2 separate regions of the Homo sapiens genome follow, and region 1 is linked to region 2. The links are chromatin loops, found by intact Hi-C in ENCODE. Cell type or tissue: ascending aorta. All regions are shown on one strand.

Evidence for each region. Peaks named below come from ENCODE experiments on the same cell type or tissue, not always from the same donor. Only the 100,000 strongest peaks of a DNase experiment are listed, where the experiment ranks them.
Region 1: it touches region 2 in a loop (2.3-fold over the local background); 3 of 110 quality-filtered maps call a loop at or near these places.

What each region holds. Positions count from the first base shown.
Region 1 is chr16:77,879,528-77,884,527 of GRCh38, reverse strand. The region is part of intron 6 of VAT1L (vesicle amine transport 1 like); the gene reads right to left. Among named protein-coding and RNA genes, the nearest start is that of VAT1L, 93 kb to the right of the region's middle. In ascending aorta, no CTCF peak of the experiment used is centred here; no DNase peak of the experiment used is centred here; H3K27ac peaks cover 2,611 bases.
Region 2 is chr16:77,934,907-77,939,906 of GRCh38, reverse strand. The region is part of intron 7 of VAT1L (vesicle amine transport 1 like); the gene reads right to left. LOC105371351 (a long non-coding RNA gene) reads left to right here. Exons shown (of 3, transcript XR_007065123.1): 2 at 3,868-3,952; 3 at 4,741-5,000. Among named protein-coding and RNA genes, the nearest start is that of CLEC3A, 85 kb to the left of the region's middle. In ascending aorta, no CTCF peak of the experiment used is centred here; a DNase peak (open chromatin) is centred at 2,203; H3K27ac peaks cover 3,639 bases.

The sequences.
Region 1 (5,000 bases), 55 kb after region 2:
GCTACTACAGGGGGAACGTGGGGCTGCAGCTCAGCAGATTCCAGCTGGCCAAGGGGTTGCTCTTGGTGGTGTATTTTTTTATTTTATTTTTTATTTTTATTTTTTGAGATGGAGTCTCACTCTGTAGCCCAGGCTGGAGTGCAGTGGCATGATCTCAGCTTACTGCAACGTCTGCCTCCCGGGTTCAAGTAATTCTCTGCCCCAGCCTCCCGAGTAGCTGGGATTACAGGCGCCCACGACCATGCCCAGCTAATTTTTGTATTTTTAGTAGGGATGGGGTTTCACCATCTTGGCCAGGCTGGTCTTGAACTCCTGACCTCGTGATCCACCCGCCTTGGACAGTGGTGTATTTTTTTTAAAAGCATCTATTTTTCTAGGCACTGTTGCAAGTGCATGGGAAGCAATAGACATTGATGCTTATGAGACGCTCAGGTCTAAGTGGGAGAGAGAGCCCAAAACTAACTACATGGCCACATGTAGTTGAAATATTAAGTACATGGTCAGGATCATCAGCTCCGGACTTGAATCGTGGCTCTACAACGTTCTCTGTGATTAAGTATAAAGCACTTGGCTCAGTGAATGGTGGTGGTGATGATGGGGTTGTTAAAGGAACTAGGATGGCAGAAAAGTTTACACAATGTGGTGGGGAACATGATGGAGGTGGCCACTCTGACTGCAGAAGCAGCTTTCCTGGGGGAGTGGTTTTGATAAGGCTAAATCTGGGGAGGCGGGTAGGGATCCATCGGATGAAGAGGGAGGAGGGATGATTTAGGAAGAAGTAACAGCATGAAGAAATGATGAGGCCAAATTGTTGGGACTGAATCAATGGTTCTGAACTGGGGGTAGTTTTGTCCCCCAGAAGGCATTTGATATTGTTTGGGGATTTTTGTTTGTTTGTGATGACTGAAGCGGGAGGTGGTGCTACTGGCGTCTAGTGGGTGGAAGCCAGGGATGCAGCTAAACATCCCACAGTGCTCAGGACAAAGAATATTCACAGCAAAGAATAATCCACAACAAAGAATTACCCAGCCCCAAATATCCATAGCATTAAAGCCGAGATGCCCTGGACTAAAGTTCTGGGTGAAATACCTACAAACTATTTAATGTGGCCATCTCTTTTCCAGTCTGTCATCTCCTCCCTTCATATCAAAATAAGTAAATAATCCACTGGAAACCTAGAGAAATGGGGATCCAACTGCTTTGTTATGATTTAATTGCTTTTCCTTTGGTGCTGGTTATAGGTTAGAAATCCAAGCGTCCAGTTTCTGGGGGATTCTAGGGGATAAGATGTTCAAAATCATTTCAATACAGGATGCAAAGAGGAATGTGATGGGCATTTAGAAACATTGATAGCCTTTATGTTATCATTGAGCTCATTTATATCCTGTTTTCGAAAAGAATTAAGGAGACTGACTAAAGTGAAAATTTTTTATTTTTTTTAATTGGGAAGCTCGTGTCACTAGGAGAATAAGCATGGAAAAGGCAGGTTGAAAACAATGATGAGGTTCATATACAAAATTATTTACAAAAGCACATTCGGAGAGGGCCGGGGGACCAATAAGAGCCACGCATTTGACCTTAGGTTTCTTGGCTTTCAGTTTTGATGGTCTTACCTGGCAAGGGTTTGTGGCACAGATGGTGTGGTGAGGCATGTGGTTTGGAAATCACTAAATAACTTAACGTATTCCTTACATCCAAAATTCTATTCTATGGGACAGTGATTTTTAGGACCCTCATTTAAAACAAACCAACTTGGGAAATACAGCAAATATAGAAAAATAATAACTTGATTCACAGTGTATCTGCAATGCCTCAGTGAATGTTTGTGGAATGAATGCTTGCTGCAAATGTACAGTTGTGGTTAAGAAGGTTATAGAGCTGAATGCCTAGTTTTGAATCTCAGCTTTGTCACTTACTAGCTGTGTGACTTTAGGCAAATCTCTTAACTTCTCTGTGCTCAATTTCCTCACTGTTCCTCATGGGGTGGTTATGAGGAGTAAATGTGTTAATGCATATCAAGTGCTTAGCACAGTGTCTGCCACGCATGAGGTGCTCTATAAACATACACCACTTTTATTATCTTAATTTGAACAAGATGTTTTTGGTTTAGTGAATAAGAGCTCCAAATTTGGAGTCAGATTGCTCTGTAAATGTTAACTTCTTCTATTAGTATCATCATCGTTATGGTGTGAAAGAAAATAGCATGTTTGACAAATAGTGAGGCACAAACTGCAGCGATTTTAAGATGCAACATCATTAAGATAGCTGAGTGGGAAATTCCTGTATAATTCCAGTCGACCTTTAATTTCTAAGCCCTTCTTGAATACATTGAAAAATTTTTTTTCTAGGACTTTTCAGAGCAAAGTTCCACCTCTTCGTAGGCCCTCTCTTCAGTTTTCTTCCAAATGACCCTCAGTGTTTGAGCAGGCCTCTGAAAGAAAACATCCTCATTCTTGACCTCCAGGTACAAAGCGTTCTGGAAATAGGAACCCCTGCTTTGGGCAGAGGAATCTCCATCCCCATCCTGGCTGTGCATTTATGAATGCCTTCATTGAGCATGGGCACGCTGCAATTATTTCATTAACACTGTGTGTTGGGATTGTGCATTTAGAGGAGAAAGGGAAAACACTTCTTACAATTGTATGTAATTTGGGACCAGTGTGGTTACCCACAGCAGTCTGTCAACATCATGTTAATTACAGCCACAGCAACAGAGCAGCTGTGCATGGCACAAAGCCTGTCTTCAGGGGACACACTCCAGACAGCATCCTTCATTACACTCCATTCTTGCTCCTCCTGTCGGTTCTGTAGTTAGGATGATCCTTGACCCATATTTTAAAGCCCAAATGCAAAGAGAAGACCTTTGATTTGAATCTCACAAATGCAGGGAGTATTATCCATTCCAGAATGTTTGGGGCTGATGTTTCTGGAAGCTGATGTTGGCACTTTGAGGGCATATGAATAGCACATAGTGCCATACTTAGAATGAATTCCAAACTCCTTACCATACTTTTCACTGACCACTTTGTTTTAATTGCCTCCACCCACCCTGCTATTTTCTATTTTAGCACTTGATTTTTATCCTCTTCAGAGGTTTAATAGCCATTTATAATCATGTTAATTAACATATCTTGCTTATTTTGGGTTTGTCTCCCTCATTAGTATATAAGAACCAAAAAGGCCCAAAGTGCACCTATCTTATGTGCTGTAATAGCCCAGTGCTTGGCACAATACCACAAACAGCAGGTGCTCAGAAAATGCCTGTCAAATGAGTGGATCAATTGACGCTGCACTGGCACATAGAAGTCCAAAAGTAGAGGGGGCAAAAATAAACCCTTGTGAAAAGCAGCAATCCCCTGTTGGGGAGGGGTAAAAATAAAAGTTCCTACCATTTGACCCAGCAGTCTCATTACTGGGTATATATCCAAAAGAAAGTAAATCGTTCTATCAAAAGGACACATGCACCCGTATGTTCATTGCCATTCTATTCACAATAGCAAACACATGGAATCAACCTAGGTGCCCATCAATGGTGGACTGGATAAATAAAATGTGAGACGTATACACCATGGAATACTATGCAGTCATAAAAAAGAATGGAATCATGTCCTTTGCAGCAACGTGGATGCAGCTGGAGCTCATTTTCCTAATCAAATTAATGCAGAAACATAAAAACAAATACTGCATGTTCTCTCCTAAGTGGGAGCTGGGTACTCATGGACATAAATATGGGAACAGTTAACACTGCAGACCACTAAAGGGGACTGGGAGGGGGGCAGGGGTTGAAAAACTATTGGGTACTATGCTCACTATGTGAATGAGAGGATCATTTGTACCCCAAACTTCAGCATCATACAATACCCGGGCAAAAAACCTGCACAGGTACCTCCTGAATCTAAAAAGTTGAAATTACTAAAAAAAAAAAAAAAAAAAAAATACCCTGGAACGTGCGAAGAAAAAAAAAAAGCAACATGGGCTGGTGCTGGTGTACTGGTGGTTCATTTCAAAGAAGAGAAGGAATTTGGGCTGGGGAAGGGGTGTTGAAATGATATTTAAAAAACTAAGTTTGGCCGAGTACGATGGCTCACACCTATAATTCCAGCACTTTGGGAGGCTGAGGCAAGCGGATTGCTTGAGCCCGGGAATTCAAAACCAGCCTGGGTAACAGGGTGAAACCTTGTCTCTACCAAAATAAATACATAAATTCGCTGGGTATAGTGGCACACACCTGTAATCCCAGCTACTTGGGAGGCTGAAGCAGGAGGGTTGCTACAGCCCAGGAGGTGGAGGTTGCAGTGAGCCGAGACCATGCCACGGCACTCCAACCTGGGTGACAGAGCTAGACTCGGTCTCAAAAAAGTTCAAGCCAACATCAGTATAATTCTAGCAAGTATAGCTCCAGATAGGAAGATAGATCAGAGTCAATTTGTAGTGAGGTGAATGCCCAGGGATGTCGCTTTGCAATGGCCGACAAACTAACCACCATATTGAAAGCATGATCACCCAAGAGAGTGGTTCATGAGCTTGTCTGAGTCTACAAGTCACCTCAGGATCTTGTTAAGGTCATAGGGTCCTCATTTCTATCTCCGATTCAAGAGGATGGGGAGACAGAGAAATCTCAAGTACCCCCAGAGACCTGGTCAGAAAGTAGCAAAGTGAAAGGCTGGCCGCTCTATGGAGCAAAGAAAATGCACTAATGCTAAGTTCATTTTTGACCAATAATTAAAGACACCAACACTTAAGCAATTTTGACTGAAATAAAGCTGTAGCTTTCTTGAGTTTCTCTGACACTCCCACCTCTCTGTTTCATTTAGACAAAAGTAGTCTAAATTCTGGTCCTGACCATTTGCAGGGAATAGGGCAGGAGTGCAGGTTTTATGGGAAATGAACGAGGAAATTGAAAGACAAGATTAAGTCAATGCCTTATGATAGAAGAGCTCACAGCTGGGTGCGGTGGCTCACGCCTGTAATCCCAGCACTTTGGGAGGCTGAGGCGGGCA
Region 2 (5,000 bases):
AAAGCAGACTAACAAGCCTTTCCAACCCACACTCTTTAATGAGCTATTTTAGTGCTAGCCCTGCTAAATGTTTTAAATTTATAATGCCCTGGAAACTCATCAGTTTCTGAGGGTGTAATGATTATTAGGAAAAATAAACCTCAAGATATAAGACAATAAATTGAGTGCAGGAATTTTTCACCCTTTGTATTCCTTCAAGTCACTACTGTCTATTTTATTCCAAGCCTCTCTGTGTATCTTTTTGGTCTAGAATCTCAAACCCTTCGGTAGCAAGAGGGTTTGAGATTTTCTTGTACCCAGGAAGCAAGAGAAGAGCCAAACCCAGGTTACTGGATTTAGGGAGAGAGCTTTGGAGTTATGTTCTTCTGGGGCTATTTCTAGCACATAACTGTTACCACTGATGTGATGGTCAATATGTAACAACAGATCTCTAAAGGGAGCCCTGATTTGTGGCACTTGCTGAGTTATCACAGTTCTCAGTGTAACTAACTACTCCCACCGTCCCCACCCCGCCCGCCTCCGGCCCCCCACTGGTTTGAGCTATGATATAACACCACTGATGCCTAGCTGGAAAAAACATGCACACAATTGGCTCTCAGGAGCTCGTGCATACTGGCTCCAGCACCCCACAGAGTGTTGCTCAAATATATCTCCAGTCTTTCTGGTGTTTCAAAGAATTGGTTAAGCGTTTAGTCCTACAGGGAGGTTTAAACAAGCATTTTCCCAGAGTTAGCCTGGAGAGGTCGTCACGAATTCTGTTTAGCTAGCAGAGGAAGGTTACTTCCGTGCACTGTGGGTGGAGTACCTAGGAACTAACAGGGCAACAGAGCACTGAGAATCAGGAGGCAGGTAGAAGTGGGAAGCCCAGATCTGAGCAGTCCAGGTTGATGCAGGCAGGAAAGGTTTAAAGTCTCATTCCTGGAGTAGACAGAAGATCCAGGGTCACACCACCCAACCCACTCCTCTCTCCCATCCCCACACTCCTGTTTCCCCTTTTATCTGCCTCTTCTTTAGAAAAAGCAATGATGATCTTTTAATATAAAGTAAAAAATGATTTGTTGTGTTTATTGCTTATTTTCTTTCCTCACTCACCTATTTTTGCTGTATTAGTCTGTTCTCACAGTGCTGTAAAGAAATACCTGAGACTGGGTAATTTATAAAGAAAAGAGGTTTAATTGGCTCATGGTTCCGCAGCCTGTACAGGAAGCATGAGGCTGGCATCTGCTTGGCTTCCGGGGAGGCCTCAGGAAACTTACCATCATGGTGGAAGGTAAAGGGGAAGCAGGCACGTCTTTACATGGCCAGAGCAGAAGCAACAGAGAGAATAAGGGGGGAAGTGCCACACACTTTTAAACAACCAGATCTCATGAGAACTCGCTGTACAGTACCAAGAGGGAATGGTGCTAATCCCCATGATCCAGTCACCTCCCACCCAGCCCCTCCTCCAACACTGGGGATTACAATTCAACATGAGATTTGATGAGGACACATATTTAAACAATGTCACCCACACAGTAGACTATAAGTTCTAGAAAACAGATTTTTTTGACAGAGCGTTCAGTTTTGTTTATAGGTATATCCCAAGTGCATACAACACAGACAGCTAAATAGTTGGAATTCAATAAATATCTGTTGAATCAGGATCCAGCAGGCAAGGGAGACATAAGACACATTTAGAAGAGTGGTTTCCAGTTCATCTGTGCATTAGGGCCACTATGGTAGCATATTAAAACAGAAAACTCTGGGGCCCATCCCTAATAACTTCTGATTCATTAGGTCCAAAGTGGAGCTCAGGAACTGGTCCCAAGTGGTCCACATGTAGACACAGTCTATTTAGTCAGGAGGTATCAGCAACAGTAAACAGTGCTCATAAAAAGAAGGGTTTTGCCCTTTACGCTCTTAGAGTCATTCTTTCCAAATAGTAGCAGGAAACACGTTTTCCCAGTTCTTAAAAATACAGTGACTTAGCATATTCTTTCAGAGCACTGTGATTCTATCTTAAGTATTTGGGCAAGTTTCCTTCGGTAATTTTCAACTCTCTGTCTCTTCTGAATTCCCAACTAGTGGGCTTCACTGTGAGTTTAAGGCTCAGGTTATCTCCTCCCCTTATGTAATTCAAGGGATTCAACTCGCCTTTTCAAGGAGGTCCTTCTCCCGGTCTGAGAATTTGTGAGACAGTCAGGTGGGAAGGGCCCCCTGGCAAAACTCCAACTGGCCTATTCACTGGGAGGAGTGCATACTGGGATGTAACAGAGCAGGAGCACCGTCATTTCAGACAAGCATCACCACTTTAAGTTCCAGCTCCCTTTCTAGCCTCAAGCATTACAAGGAAATCACTTCTCTTCTAACTATAAGCAGCCAGAAAGAGCAAATAGTAAAACACAAATAAAACAGCTCGGCCACAAAGGGAGGTAGTGGGGGAAAGTCTCTTGGGTAACTGTCAAGCCACCCTTCGTGTTTCTCTCCTCTTTCTTTAATTCTTACATTTGGTGCCAAAACCTGGAATGGGTGTTGGGAGCACAGGCTCTCTTGCAACTCAGGAAGCAGTGGGCAACGGCGGCTCACTGTGAGTTAACCTCTGGATCCTGAAGGTCTCTGGCCACCCGCCCATCTTTTCCCTCACTTCATTTTCAACTGATTTGCGTGAGGAGGACGATGAACCTGAAGGGAACTGTGAGGCTCAGGCTGGGGCTACTCCCAGGTGGGCTCTCAAAACCCTCAGGTTGGGCAGGACGCGGTGGCTCACGCCTGTAATCCCAGCACTTTGGGAGGCCGAGGTGGGCAGATCATGAGGCTAAGAGATCGAGACCATCCTGACCAACATGGTGAACCCCGTCTCTACTAAAAATAAAAAGTTAGCCGGGCGTGGTGGCATGCACCTGTAATCCCAGCTACTCGGGAGGCTGAGGCAGGATAATTGCTTGAACCCGGTAGGTGGAGGATGCACTGAGCCAAGAATGTGCCATTGCACTCCAGCCTGGTGGCAGAGCGAGACTCCGTCTCAAAAACAAACAAACAAACAAACAAACAAACAAGAAACCAAACAAACCCTCAGGTCTTAGGAATCCACCCCTGACCACTCGCAAGTGGGATTTTGCTCCCTAACCCTTGCTCCCTCTTCCTCCCTCTCCTTCCTCTCCTCTTTCTTTAATCCTTACAAGATGGAGCCACAGTAACTAATGCTGTTTGCAGCAGGGAGGAGCCTGGCCCCTCCTCTTCCTGTGTGGAACCTGGGATTCAAACTGTGAGGCAGGAAGTGCACAGGTAGGAAGCACGCTCTCTCGCTTCACTAAGAGTCTCTGTTTCCCCTTTTTTTCCTTTTTGCCGAGTAAATCCCATTTTTCTCACTCTTCGAATCGTCTGCAAGCCTACATTTTCGTGGCCATGTGACAAGGACCTCATCTTTAGTTGACTTAAGGAGAAGTCCCCCAGCACTTGGGTCGTTTTCTTTGATGTTGGCTTTTACATAAAGGTGGGTGCCAGGTGCAATGAGGCAGAAAGGGCTGCCTGCGTGGTGACTTGAGGAGACTGAGGCTCCCCTTACTCACTGTAGTCATCCTGGGCAAGTCAGAAAGCCTCTCCCAGCCTCAGTTTCTTTAGCTCTAAAGTGGAAAATTGTCCCAGAGGGTTTAAGTGAGGAAGAAATATAGCTGAAGATGGACAAGTGTTTCGCAGCCTTAAGTCTCAGTATAGTAACATAACCAGGAATGTCCAGCTTGCTATTCCAGGCCATGGCTCCCCCTGTACCTACCAGGTCTTTCCCCAGCCAGTCCTGGGAAGTTATAAGAAAAGTCAGTGGTGCGATAGTCTCCCCACAACCTTATCATGCCTTCCCATTTCTTCCCACCTCCTTTTTTTTCTCCCCAGGTATGTATCACTGATTCTCAAAAGAGGAAAATTAAGGAGTGTCAAAAAGAGAACGAGAGAGAAGCAGGATGCTCTGGAGAATGAAGTGAGTATTTATTAGGCATCTACCATGTTTTAGACAATGCCGGGTACTTCAGATACATGATCACACCAGAATTCCCAATAGCCCTGCAAACAGGTATCATTTCTCCAATTTAATGAATGAAAAAAACTGAAGCTCATAGGGTTTAGATATTTTGTCCATGGTCACACAGGTAGTTTATGCCAGAGATGAGCTTTAAATTCTGGCCAGCTTAACATTACAGCCAGTGCTGGTCTACTGTGCAACCCTGCAGTCAGCAATCACTGCAGACACGATCCAACCAGTCTGAACCTCTTTCCCACATTTTCCCCTTCTCTCTCTCTCTCTTCCCCCCACTCATCCCTCTCCGTCTCTGTCCCTCTCACTCCTTTCTTCTCCTTTTCTCCCTTCCCCGCCACCGCCCCCATCTCTCTCTGCCTCTTAAATTTGGAATAAGGGTAGTTTTTTTTTTTTTTTTTATAAACCGTCATTGAATGGGGAGTGGAGGAAATACTGAGCACAAGGCTTGTGCTAATTGGAAGGTATTTGAAAAAAAATTCTCGTGCCCAAAGAAGATGCTCACCTCGTATTTCCCAAAGAGTTGTAATTCTCTACAATATGAGTTCTCTTACCCGCACTACCAATTTATTTCATTTTCTGTAATAAACAGTAATGACATTTCTTAACTGCACTCCATAAAAAAGTCTCAATTATCACTTTAAAACTGTATCATATCAGATGAGTGAAGAGACATCTCCTACAACCTAAAAGAGATTTCACTCTTCCAATGAATCTTTTACTATTTTTTTCAGAGATGCTGTACATTCTGTAAATCATTTTGCTGGTTTCAATAGAAAGTCCAGACCAAGTGGAATAAAGTGCATTTTGTGGGTCAGATGTAAAAGACAGAAGAGACCTGCCCAAAGAAACATTCCGTGGTACCAGAGGAAATCGAGCACCAAGAGGCCTTTTTATCCCCCCTATACTCAAAGATGAAAACTAGACTAGGGTCCCTTTTCAAGGTAAAATGACAGGCAGGTCCATTAAGCTGCTGTGAAATTGTTCCCCATCC